Regions from separate parts of the Homo sapiens genome. Here region 2 is linked to region 1. A link is an interaction called in ENCODE POLR2A ChIA-PET data of the cell type or tissue named here. Cell type or tissue: PC-3. All regions are shown on one strand. Each heading gives the region's core, and the rest is flanking DNA. Links, peaks and the distances in the headings are about the cores only.

Evidence for each region. Peaks named below come from ENCODE experiments on the same cell type or tissue, not always from the same donor. Only the 100,000 strongest peaks of a DNase experiment are listed, where the experiment ranks them.
Region 2: POLR2A ChIA-PET joins it to region 1 with 5 read pairs; 3 of 35 experiments call an interaction of 5 or more read pairs at or near these places.

The regions. Positions count from the first base shown.
Region 1 is chr15:31,452,050-31,457,427 of GRCh38, reverse strand. It overlaps the pseudogene LOC400347. Among named protein-coding and RNA genes, the nearest start is that of KLF13, 130 kb to the right of the region's middle. In PC-3, for the core only: no CTCF peak of the experiment used is centred there; no DNase peak of the experiment used is centred there.
Region 2 is chr15:31,293,931-31,299,308 of GRCh38, reverse strand. No RefSeq gene overlaps it. Among named protein-coding and RNA genes, the nearest start is that of KLF13, 30 kb to the left of the region's middle. RefSeq lists an enhancer at 201-516. In PC-3, for the core only: no CTCF peak of the experiment used is centred there; a DNase peak (open chromatin) is centred at 2,428.

The DNA of each region.
Region 1 (5,378 bases), core at 1-5,000:
CCACAGCCTGCAATGTGCCACGTGTCCCTCCAGACACCCAAGGCCATATGCGCATGCGTGAGGATATTTGTGTGAGTGCTTTGTACATGTGGGAGCATGCTGTGCACATGTCCAAATATCTTGATCACAGAATCCTGCTTTCTGGAAAGACACATGCCATTGTGTGAATGGATGATACTTAAGTCATCCTGTTTGGTGGGCATTGGGTGTTTCCTGACTTTTGTCACAAACACTGCTTCAGTGAACACATTTGTCATTGTCTTTACTCAATCATGAGCACATTTGCAGAATAAAATCCTACAGAAGAAATCACTGAGTCACATGTGTGCAAACACAGTTTGTTTGAGTGATGTTGCTGGAGCCGTGGGGAGTCGAGGTGGGCAGAGCCCAGCGAGGGGTCCACACCAAAACTGGCCAGACACCAGCCACAGGGCCTCTGACCTCGGCCACACTCCCCAGGGGGCACCAGAGGAGCAGCGCCAGCATGCCCCGAAGACAGGACGAATGCCCACAGTCAGCACCACCATAGGGAGGAGGAGCAGAGGAGGGCTGAGGAGACTCAGGCATCTGAATAAGACTGAGATTCCCATTAGGCTTTGCCCATCCAGGACCAGCTGAGAGGACCAGAAGCAGTGCTGAGTCCAATTGCCCTGTAGACCCTCCAGCCTGAGGAGCAAGGTGCAGTGGATGGGGACAACTGTTCCAGAAGTATGAGTGGGAAGCAGCTGCATTCATCTGCATGTAGGAGAAGCAGCCACATTCCCCTGTACCTGGAGTCTCAGCTGGAGGTCCACAGTATCTTCCCAGGAGAGGCAGGTCAGCATTTCTTATCCTGCCTCCAGCTGCCTGAGGTTAAGTTCTAGGTGAGGGTGACGAGAGGTGGGGGCTCCCTGATGTCCAGCCACCACTCGTGACATGAAGGCTCTGCCTTGGGCACAGTGCTGCTGAGAATAGTGAGGCCCCACCAGAAGAGGTAAGCTGAAAAAACCCAAAGCTACTGCCCACCTCCATCCATCAAGTGCCTAGCTCCTGAGGTGGGACTATCACCTGGAGAGAAGTGCACCCTTGTCCCCACCCCCAGCTCAATATCCATTGCTTGGAGATTTTTCCCAGAGAACCTGAGGAGTTCATCTGGAGTCAGAACATATATCAAATTCAGTTCATATCCACAAGGATTGGTTCCAGGACTCCCCAAGGATACCAAAATCCATGAGTGCTCAAGTCTCTTGTATAAAATGGCCTAGTATTTGCATATAAAATACACACATCCTCCCATATACTTTGAATCATTAAATTACTTATGCAAGGTAAATACTAATGCAATATACATGCTAGGTAAATATTTGTTATACTGTATTGCATAGGGAATAATGACAAAGAAAAAAGGCAGTTCAATATGGACACAACCATCTTCTTCTTTAAAAAAAAACAAACTAACAGTATTTTCTATCTGCGGTTGGTTAAATGATGGCTGTGGAACTCAATGATATGGAGGGCCAACAGTACCAACCTCCAGAACCACTCCTTCAAAGGATCCTGTATTTGATTGACTCCGTCTGTAGAGCAATTGAATCTCAAGGGCATTGTTGAGAACAACACCACAATCAGCCAGCAATTACTGGAGCTTAAAGCTGGTGTGGTCAGGGAAAGAGACAGTCAAAGAGGGACTGCCAAAACCACTGCCATCACTGTGACTGTGGAGCCAAAGCTGCCTGAAGAAGCAATAGCAAATGTTCAACACCAGGGGAGTAGGTTTCACTTAAACAATCCAGCCCTTCACTAAAAAATAAACAAGTAAATAGCAAGCCCTCTGGGGGAAATGGGGACAAGCACCCAGAGATGCTACAATATATTATCTGTTATCTAAAATATCCCAGCAAAAAATAATGAAACATGCTAAGAAACAGGAAAGCATCATCTGTACCTCAGAAAAAAACAGCAAGAGAAACTTCCTGTGAGAGTAACTCGATGTCAGATTTTTAAAAATAAATTTTATTTGTCTATATTTGAGGTTTACAACATGATGTTATATGTATACACAGAAAAATGGTTACAATAGTGTAGCAGATGAACATAGCTGTCATCTCCTATAGCTACTTTTTTGTGACAAGAGCAGCTAAATAGGTGTCAGATTTAACAAAGACTTTAAAGTGGCCATTATAATATGTTCAAAGAACTAAAGAAAGCCATGATTCAAGAAGTAAAGCATGATGACAATATCACATCAAATAGGAAATAGCAACAAAGAGAGAGAAATTATTTTTTAAATGAAGATACTGGAATTGGAAAGTACAATAATGGAAATAAAATTCACTAGAGTTTTTAGTGGATTAAACTGGCAGAAGATTAAAACTGGCAGAAGAAAGAATTCATTAACTTGAAGATAGATCATCAGAGAGTATGCAAGCCAAAGAACAGAGAGAAAAATAAATGAAAAGTGAACAGAGCTTCAGAGATATATGAGACACCATCAAGCACACTAGTATACACATCATGAGAATACCAGGAGAGCAGACAGAAGAGAAGGAAAAATATTCAAATAAATAATGACTGTAAAATTTCTAAGTTGATTGAAAAACAATATACATCCAGGAAGCTCAACAAACTCCAAGTAGGATAACCACAGACATCCACAAAGAGTAAAATGTACTATATCTCAAATAGTAAAAGTGCTGGAGGAAAAAAAAGCTGAAAGCCAAAATCAAGTAGACAATTTTGAAAACCTGCAAACAAAAAAACAAAACAAAGCAAAACAAAAACATGTCCCTTACAAAAGAATTCCCATAAGATTCACAGCTGCATTCTCAAAAAAAAAAAAAAAAAAAAAAAGGCCAAAAAGCACTGGAATCACATATTTAAAATGCTCAAACAGGCCAGACATGGTGGCTCACATCTGTAATCCCAGCACTTTGGGAGGCCAAGGCAGGCAGATCACCTGAGGTCGGGAGTTCAAGACCAGCCTGGCCAACATGGTGAAACCCCATCTCTACTAAAAATACAAAAATTAGCCAAGTGTGGTGGCACACACCTGTAATCCCAGCTACTCGGGAGGCTGAGGCAGGAGAATCGCTTGAACCCAGGAGGCAGACGTTGCAGTGAGCTGACATCGTGCCACTGCACTCCAGCCTGGGCAACAGAGTGAGGCTCTGTCTCAAAAAAATAAAAAATAGGTCCCTGCGGCGGGTGTGTTTCGGCCTGGCCTGGGCAGGCGCTTGTGCTGCCAGGGCGCCGGGCCCGGGGAGGCCGGGGTCTCGGGTGGCGGCCGGCCCAGGCGCTGGACTGCAGCAGGATGGGGAAGGCGAAGGTCCCCACCTCCAAGCGCGCCCCGAGCAGCCCCGTGGCTAAGCCGGGTCCTGTCAAGACGCTCACTTGGAAGAAAAACAAGAAGAAAAAAAGGTTTTGGAAAAGCAAGGCGCAGGAAGTAAGCAAGAAGCCAGGAAGCGGCCCTGGTGCTGTGGTGCGACCTCCAAAGGCACCAGAAGACTTTTCTCAAAACTGGAAGGTGCTGCAAGAGTGGCTGCTGAAACAAAAATCTCAGGCCCCAGAAAAGCCTTTTGTCATCTCTCAGATGGGTTCCAAAAAGAAGCCCAAAATTATCCAGCAAAACAAAAAAGAGATCTCGCCTCAAGTGAAGGGAGAGGAAATGCTGGCGGGAAAAGACCAAGAGGCCAGCAGGGGCTCTGTTCCTTCAGGCTCCAAGATGGACAGGAAGGCGCCAGTACCTCGCACCAAGGCCGGCGGAGCAGAGCACAATAAGAAAGGAACCAAGGAAAGGACAAATGGTGATATTGTTCCAGAATGAGGGGACATCAAGCATAAGAAGCAGAAAGCTAAGGAGGCAGACCCTGCCCCACCCACCGAGGAAGACATGTGGTTTGACGACGTGGACCCGGCGGATATCGAAGCTGCCATAGGTCCAGAGGTGGCCAAGATAGCGAGGAAACAGTTGAGTCACAGTGAGGGCAGCGTCAGCCTCAGACTCGTGGAAGAGCCGGCCTTCGGCGGCCTGACAAGAGCCTTAGCCTTGGACTGTGAGATGGTGGGCGTGAGTCCTAAAGGGGAGGAGAGCGTGGCCGCCCGTGTATCCATCATGAACCAGTAGGGGAAGTGCGTTTATGACAAGTAGTCAAACCAACCGAGCCCGTGACGGACTATAGGACAGCGGTCAGTGGGATTCAGCCTGAGAACCTCAAGCAGGGAGAAGAGCTTGAAGTTGTTCAGAAGGAACAACTGTCAGAAGGAACAACGGTACTGTCACCGCTTATCTTCAGTGACACCCTGGGGTGAGGGGCTCAGCACCTTCCTCTCGGGGAGCCACATTTTCCTCCTTTGTCTTAGGGGACATAACAAGCTCTGCTGGGCTTGAGGGACCCAGACCAGGTGTCTGCAGTCAGCTCCTGAGACACGGCTGGCCGGCACAACAGGTGTTACATCAGGGGTTTCCTGTGGCCGTTTGGACTTTGAGCGTTTATCTAAATTAAATTGGCCCAGGGTTGGCTGGTGGGTCACCCAGCAGAGGCTTCTCCCCATAGCACGAGGATGTGTCGTCTGGGCACGGTGACCGCGGTTATTCCTGGAGGTCGGCAGACATGCCGACCTTGGGCTATTTGAGCTGGAGAAGCTATGTGATGCTAGCCAGTAGCTTTCTTGGCTAGGCCCCAGTTTGAGGCTCCCCTGGGAACTAGAGTCAGGAACAGCCAGTGGCACTGACAAGGGGACGGAGTCCAAGGCATTATTGGGCCACCTGACAGCTGGACAGAAAAGGTGCAGTCACACCGAGGATGTGATTTAAAATAAATGCAGAAGTTTACTTTGAAAAAAAATGAATAAAATAAAAATAAAAAATAAAATAAAATGCTCAAAAAGAAAAAAAAAAACTATATCCAGCAAAACTATCTTTCAAACATGAAGATGAGCTGAGCATGGTGACTTATGCCTGTAATCCCAGCACTTGGGAGGCAGAGGTGGAAGTATGGCTTGAGGCCAGGAGTTTGAGACCAGCCTGCACAACTTAGCAAGACCCCATCTCTACAAAAAATAAAACGAAAAATAAATGAAGGTAAAATAAACTCTCAAATAAACAAAAACTGACAGATTTTGTTGCTACCCGACTTCACTTCCCCACTTACAAGAAATACTAAAAGAAGTTCTTCAGGCTAAAACAAAGTGACCCCAGAGGGTAATTAGAATGTACCCTAAAAAAAAACCCAAAAAGTGCTGGTATAGGTAATTACGTAATTACATCGTATAATTGCAAAAGACATATAAAATGCATGTTTTTTTCATTGTTCTCTTAACTGATTTTAAAAGCAATTATATAAAGTTACATATATAGAATGTATAGTTGGACATATAACATATAGAAGTGCAATATACTT
Region 2 (5,378 bases), core at 79-5,078, 160 kb after region 1:
AAGAATGCATGCCCAGCCATTTCCCTGGGAGGCCCCATCTTGGTGAAGGGGGCACCACGCTCCTCCTGGCCCAGGCCAGGTGATGCGGTATTCCTTTAGAGTCCTCCCCCCCCTCCTTCCCTGCATTCCCCTGTCACCCCCTGCATGGAGGCCAGTGCCACCATCAGAGCTCCTATTCCGGGCCCTCCTCCAGTGGTGCCCTCCCCACAGACAAGGAGTCTGTGGGCCCAGGAGATCTGCCCACCCAGACCTGTGCCCCTTCTAGACCATGCAGCTGGCCCTGGGGCCTAGAATTCCCCCCAGACACCTCCACCTGGGCCTCATGGGTCTCCCCGGGTCTCTTCCTGATAGGGGTGCACAGCTGTGGGCCTTGCGCCAGAAGGGGCAGCTGTTTCCAGTGATAATCCCCATGTGGGCTGGGCTGGGCTCGGCTGGGCTGGGCTAGCGGGACTGTGGGATGGGCAAGGAGTGGGAGACGAGGGGAACCGGCGGGGCCTAGGCCACACTTCTGTGCAGAACGGATTCCAGGATCCTACACTTGAGGCTGGCCTTGCGGTCATTGTGAAGACTTAGCTGTCAAGGTAAACGGATAGAAGGTATCCCATCAGCAGTGCGGTAGCTGAACCCATCACTTTCCTACACCAGGACATTGTGACATTGCGCTATAATGAGGAATATGCATTTGGCCTTTGTGGTCTCCCCACCCTCTTTCCTGCCACATGGCTTCTAAAACTCTTGAATCTCCAAAGCCATAAGTGTCTTTTTGTGTGCTCATGGGAGGGACTGGTGGCTAGGGACTCCTGGGTAGAATCAGGAGCGGGGTTGGTTGCCAGGGGAACCAACCAATAATCAGAGGGTTGGGATTTCAGCTCCACTACCCGCCTTCAGAGAGGGGAGAAGAGCTGAAGGTCAACTTGATCACCAATGGCCAGTGATGTAATCAATCAGTCTATGTAATGGAGCTTCCATAAAAACCTGAAATGACAGGTTGGGAGAACCCTATGCTGAACACACAGAGGGGCTGGGAGGGTGGCACGTAGAGAGGCCCGGAAGCTCCCACCCCTTTCCACGCTGACCACCTGTGCATGTCTTCCATCTGGCAGTTTATCTGTATCTTTTACAAGATCCTTTAAAATAAACCGGTAAACGTAAGTAAAGTGTTTCCCTGAGTTCTGTGAGCCATTCTAGTAAATGACTGAACCCAGGGAGGGAGTCCCGGGAACCCCTGATTTACAGCCTGTTTGTCAGAAACACAAGTGACAACCTGGACCTGCAATCAGCATGTGACGGGGCGGGGCAGCTCTCTGGGACTGAGCCCAGCCCTTAACCTGTGGGGTCTGATGCTATCAAAGTAGATTGAGTCAGAATTGAGTTACACTGTAGGACACCTGTTTGGCATTTGTAGAGAACTGCATTGCTTGGTGTGGGAGAAGCAACCCACACTTCCAGAGACTGGAGTGGTGCACACAGGTACAGAAGACACATGGCTTGCCCTTCCTGCACAGGTGTGGAGCAGGTGGGCTTTGGGGTGCGCTCAGCCCTGCAGCCCTGAAAGGTGCCTTGATCTGGCCCCCGTATCACTGCCCGAGCTGGGGCTCAGCCCCTCACTTCCGCTAGTCCCAAACCCACTGCTTTCCCAAGCCTCTCCATGCTGAAGGAGCAGCTCTGACCAGACTCACCCAGGCCCTTTTGGCCCCTTTCCCCACGAGCTCAAGGCCTAGGACTTCCCTTGGTTGTCATCACCCATGTCCTTGCAACCCACCCCAGGGTTTTAAGGCTGACTTCCCACTAGCTCTGTCTTATCCCCGCATACCCTTCTCCCCACCCCTGGTGAGCTCAATGGGTGGCCGGCCCATTGGCTGTGACCCCCGTTTCCCCACTATTTGAGGCTCACCTTGATGTGCCCCCTCCTCCCTGCCAGTGATGTGGGGACCGTCCTGGCTGGCCACTACCAGCTGTTTGACTCTCTCCCCACTTGCTGAGAGGGGCTGAGGACCCTGTCCTGCTGATGAGACATAAACAAAAGTCGGCTGGGAATTCCTGGCTAAGGTTTCCTCTCTGATAAAAGAGACCCACAGGAAGAAATAGTCTAGCATGTTCCACTGGACTTTTGCCATTGTCAGGATATCACATCTTTTACCAGCCAAGGGTGAGGCCACACCCGGAGGAGGGCCACACTCAGGGAGACACCCTGGAGCCTGGCATAGGGTGCCCACTGCCACCCTGCCTCTGCACTTTCTGCTACAAGATCCTCAGTCCCTGTTGCTCCTCCAGCTTGAGCCTGGGTCTTTGTCACTTGCAGCCAAACAAACACCCTACACCTGGCACTGCCCTGCAGAGCCTCGTCTGATTCAGTCCCTGGCCTCCTCCCAGGACTCAATCCCTGCTGCCTTTGTGCTCTGGCCCCCTGAGGCAGAACACCACCCGCCAATGTGTACCTGAAAGGCAAAGGTCATCCCGCATCCAGGGCTGCGTCCTGCCCTCTCCTGCCCCTCCCGGCGTCCTGGTGGCAGGCCAGATGCCCGTCCAATAGAGTTCAGTTGAGTTTGTTGACACAATGCATTTTTTTTGTAAAACATCCACTGTGAACCTGCTCCTTTTGTTGTGCAATATCTTTAAAGTCCACATGGTATTAGATTTGTGAAGTAGGAAAACATTTCTCCCTCCCTAGAGATTAATTAACAGCTTCTATTACAGGTCTGCAGTCTCTAACTCACAGTTCCAAAATCTAAATATTCCTGAAAACCAAGACTTTTTCCATAAGTTTGTGGCAAACTCATTTGGTGGCAAAACCTGACCTGGTCAGATATAAGGATAGTTAAAGTCTTAGTGTGAATATTTGCATGTTTCACAGCAAAAATGTATGAATGTGCTTGGTCATGAGTTGCCACCCCGATCCTGTTAGCATGTTACTTAACATACATATGCAGTTTATTACTGGTCTAAAATCCAAATGTTCTGAATCAGAAAAGCATCCACCCCCAAGGGTTTCTAATAAAGAATCACGGAACTGTGTTAGATAGCAAGCGCTTTATAAATGTTCTTTATTTTCCTTTTTTTTTGCCTTGACTGCCAAGAAGGTCAAATTTAAATAATTAAGCTTATTCACAGCAACAAGGCTTTGTCTCAAGTTTCTTAATACAATTATCCTGTCTTTTTATAACTTGCCTTTAAAAAAATTATTTCCACAATATAGCTTTCTTGAATTGGTGTCTTTTATTTAATTCTGGTTTACAACATAATTTTTTTAAATGAAGATAAACTTACAGCAAATTTGTGACTCCAGAAGGCTTCTATGGACTATTGGGACAGATGGTCTGTAAGTGTCTCTGTCTGCCATCCCACCTCCTAGGGGGAAGGAGGGGTGGGGCTGGTCCTATCGTGGATCGATTCTCCCCGTGCATCGATTCTCCCTGTGCCTCACTGCATGTCCAGGGGAAACAAGGGACACTCCCCTGCCATCCCAGCAGCCACAGCCCTCGGAGGCTTCTCAGTGAACTCGTCCATCCCACATCCATCCTGCCACCATCCACATGCAACAACCCGCCTACTTCGGGTCAGTGCAGCAAATAACTGGCTTGTAAATTTGCATCATCAACAACCTCCCTAATTCTTCCATCAGATCCACCCTGCTAGGGAGACCCAAACATAGCATTTATAGAAGTCATACATTATGAGCTAATTTTTTCATACAAGACTATTTGTGTGGATATATTGACAACAGAGTATACATGTTTAGTGCTACAATAAAAAGAGTGACAAGTGCTAACTGATGGGGACTATGGGTGATTCTTTTGGGGGACTTGCCATTACATTCTAAATTTTCAATGATGGATAGGTATTACTTTTGCAGTAACAATCAGGAGTACAAGTTTGTGTTTAATTGCTTTGCAAATATTATCATAGAGCTGCTTCTTAGAGTATGGCAGCCTTTTTCTAAGAAACAGGCTTCCCTGGATCTCCCTAAGACAGTTTCACGGGACTGTGTCAGAAGTCTGAAAATGCAATCAGGCTGTACAATATTTATTTCAATTAAATTTCTTAGGCTATCTCTTTTATCAGGTAACATTTTAATTTTATGTATTTTTTTTTATAGACAGGGTCTCACTCTGCCACCCAGACTGGAGTACAGTGGTACAATCATAGCTCACTCTAACCTTGAACTCCTGGGCTCAAGTGATCCTCCCAAGTGATCCTCCCTGCTCAGCCTCCCAAAGTGCTGGGATTACAGGTATGAGTCATCATGCTCCACCAGGTAACATATTTAAAAAGCAACTTAGAGCTTTGTCTACATGCTGTCAAAGCAGTCCAATAATTCAATAATTCTGATTAAAATAAGCAGACTTTCACTTCCAGTTAAGACAGAGCACTGGCATCACACTAGCCTTCCTGCTGCAAACAAGTTGGAAACCAGACAAAATATATGAAAAAACTATTTGCAAATAACAGGCAGTGCAGGCACATGATCCCTCAGAGCAGCTAGGCAGAGAGCATGAGCCCTACAATCGACCTGGCTTCTTGCCTGCAGGCATTTCCCAGCCCTGGGACAGAGAGGGGATCCAGCAGAGAACAGTGGTCTTGCCGAGCTGAGGAAACTGCAACTGGAGTTTGAGGAGGCAGAAAAAGGGGCTCATAGGCCAGGCATGGTGGCTTCTGCCTGTAATCCCAGCACTCTGGGAGGCCAAGGTGGGTGAATCACTTGAGGTCAGCAGTTCAAGACCAGCCTGGCCAACATGGCGAAACCCCATCTCTACTAAAATTACAAAAATTAGCCAGGCATGGTGGTGAGTGCCTGTAGTCCCAGCTACTCGGGAGGCTGAGGCAGGAGAATTACTTGAACCCAGGAGGCAGAGGTTGCAGTGAGCTGAGATCATGCCAATTACACTCCAGCCTTGGCAACAGAGCTAGACTCCATCTCAAAAAAAAAAAAAAAGAAACAAAAAAGAAAAAGGGGTTCATGAATCTGCATGGGGTCACCCTGAGTCTCAGATGAACACAGATGTGTACCTATATAGGGCAAGAATCCATGGGGCTGGGCATACAACCACAATGCACAGGTATAGGCAGCTGTAGACATTGCAGTAACCAGAGCTCACACAGGTTGGGAGGCCCTCAAGTTCTGGCCAGCCAGAGGAGAGAGTCCTCACTGAACACCAAATTACAGTCATGCACTACATAACGATATTTTTGGCCAACGATGGATCACATATATGACAGGAGTCCCATAAGATTATAATGGGGCTAAAAAATTCCTCTCACCTAGTGACATCGTAGCCATGTGACATTATAATACAACACATTACCTTTCCTATGTTTAGATATGTCTAGATACACAAATATTTACCATTGTGTCACAGTTGCCTACAGTATTCAGCAGC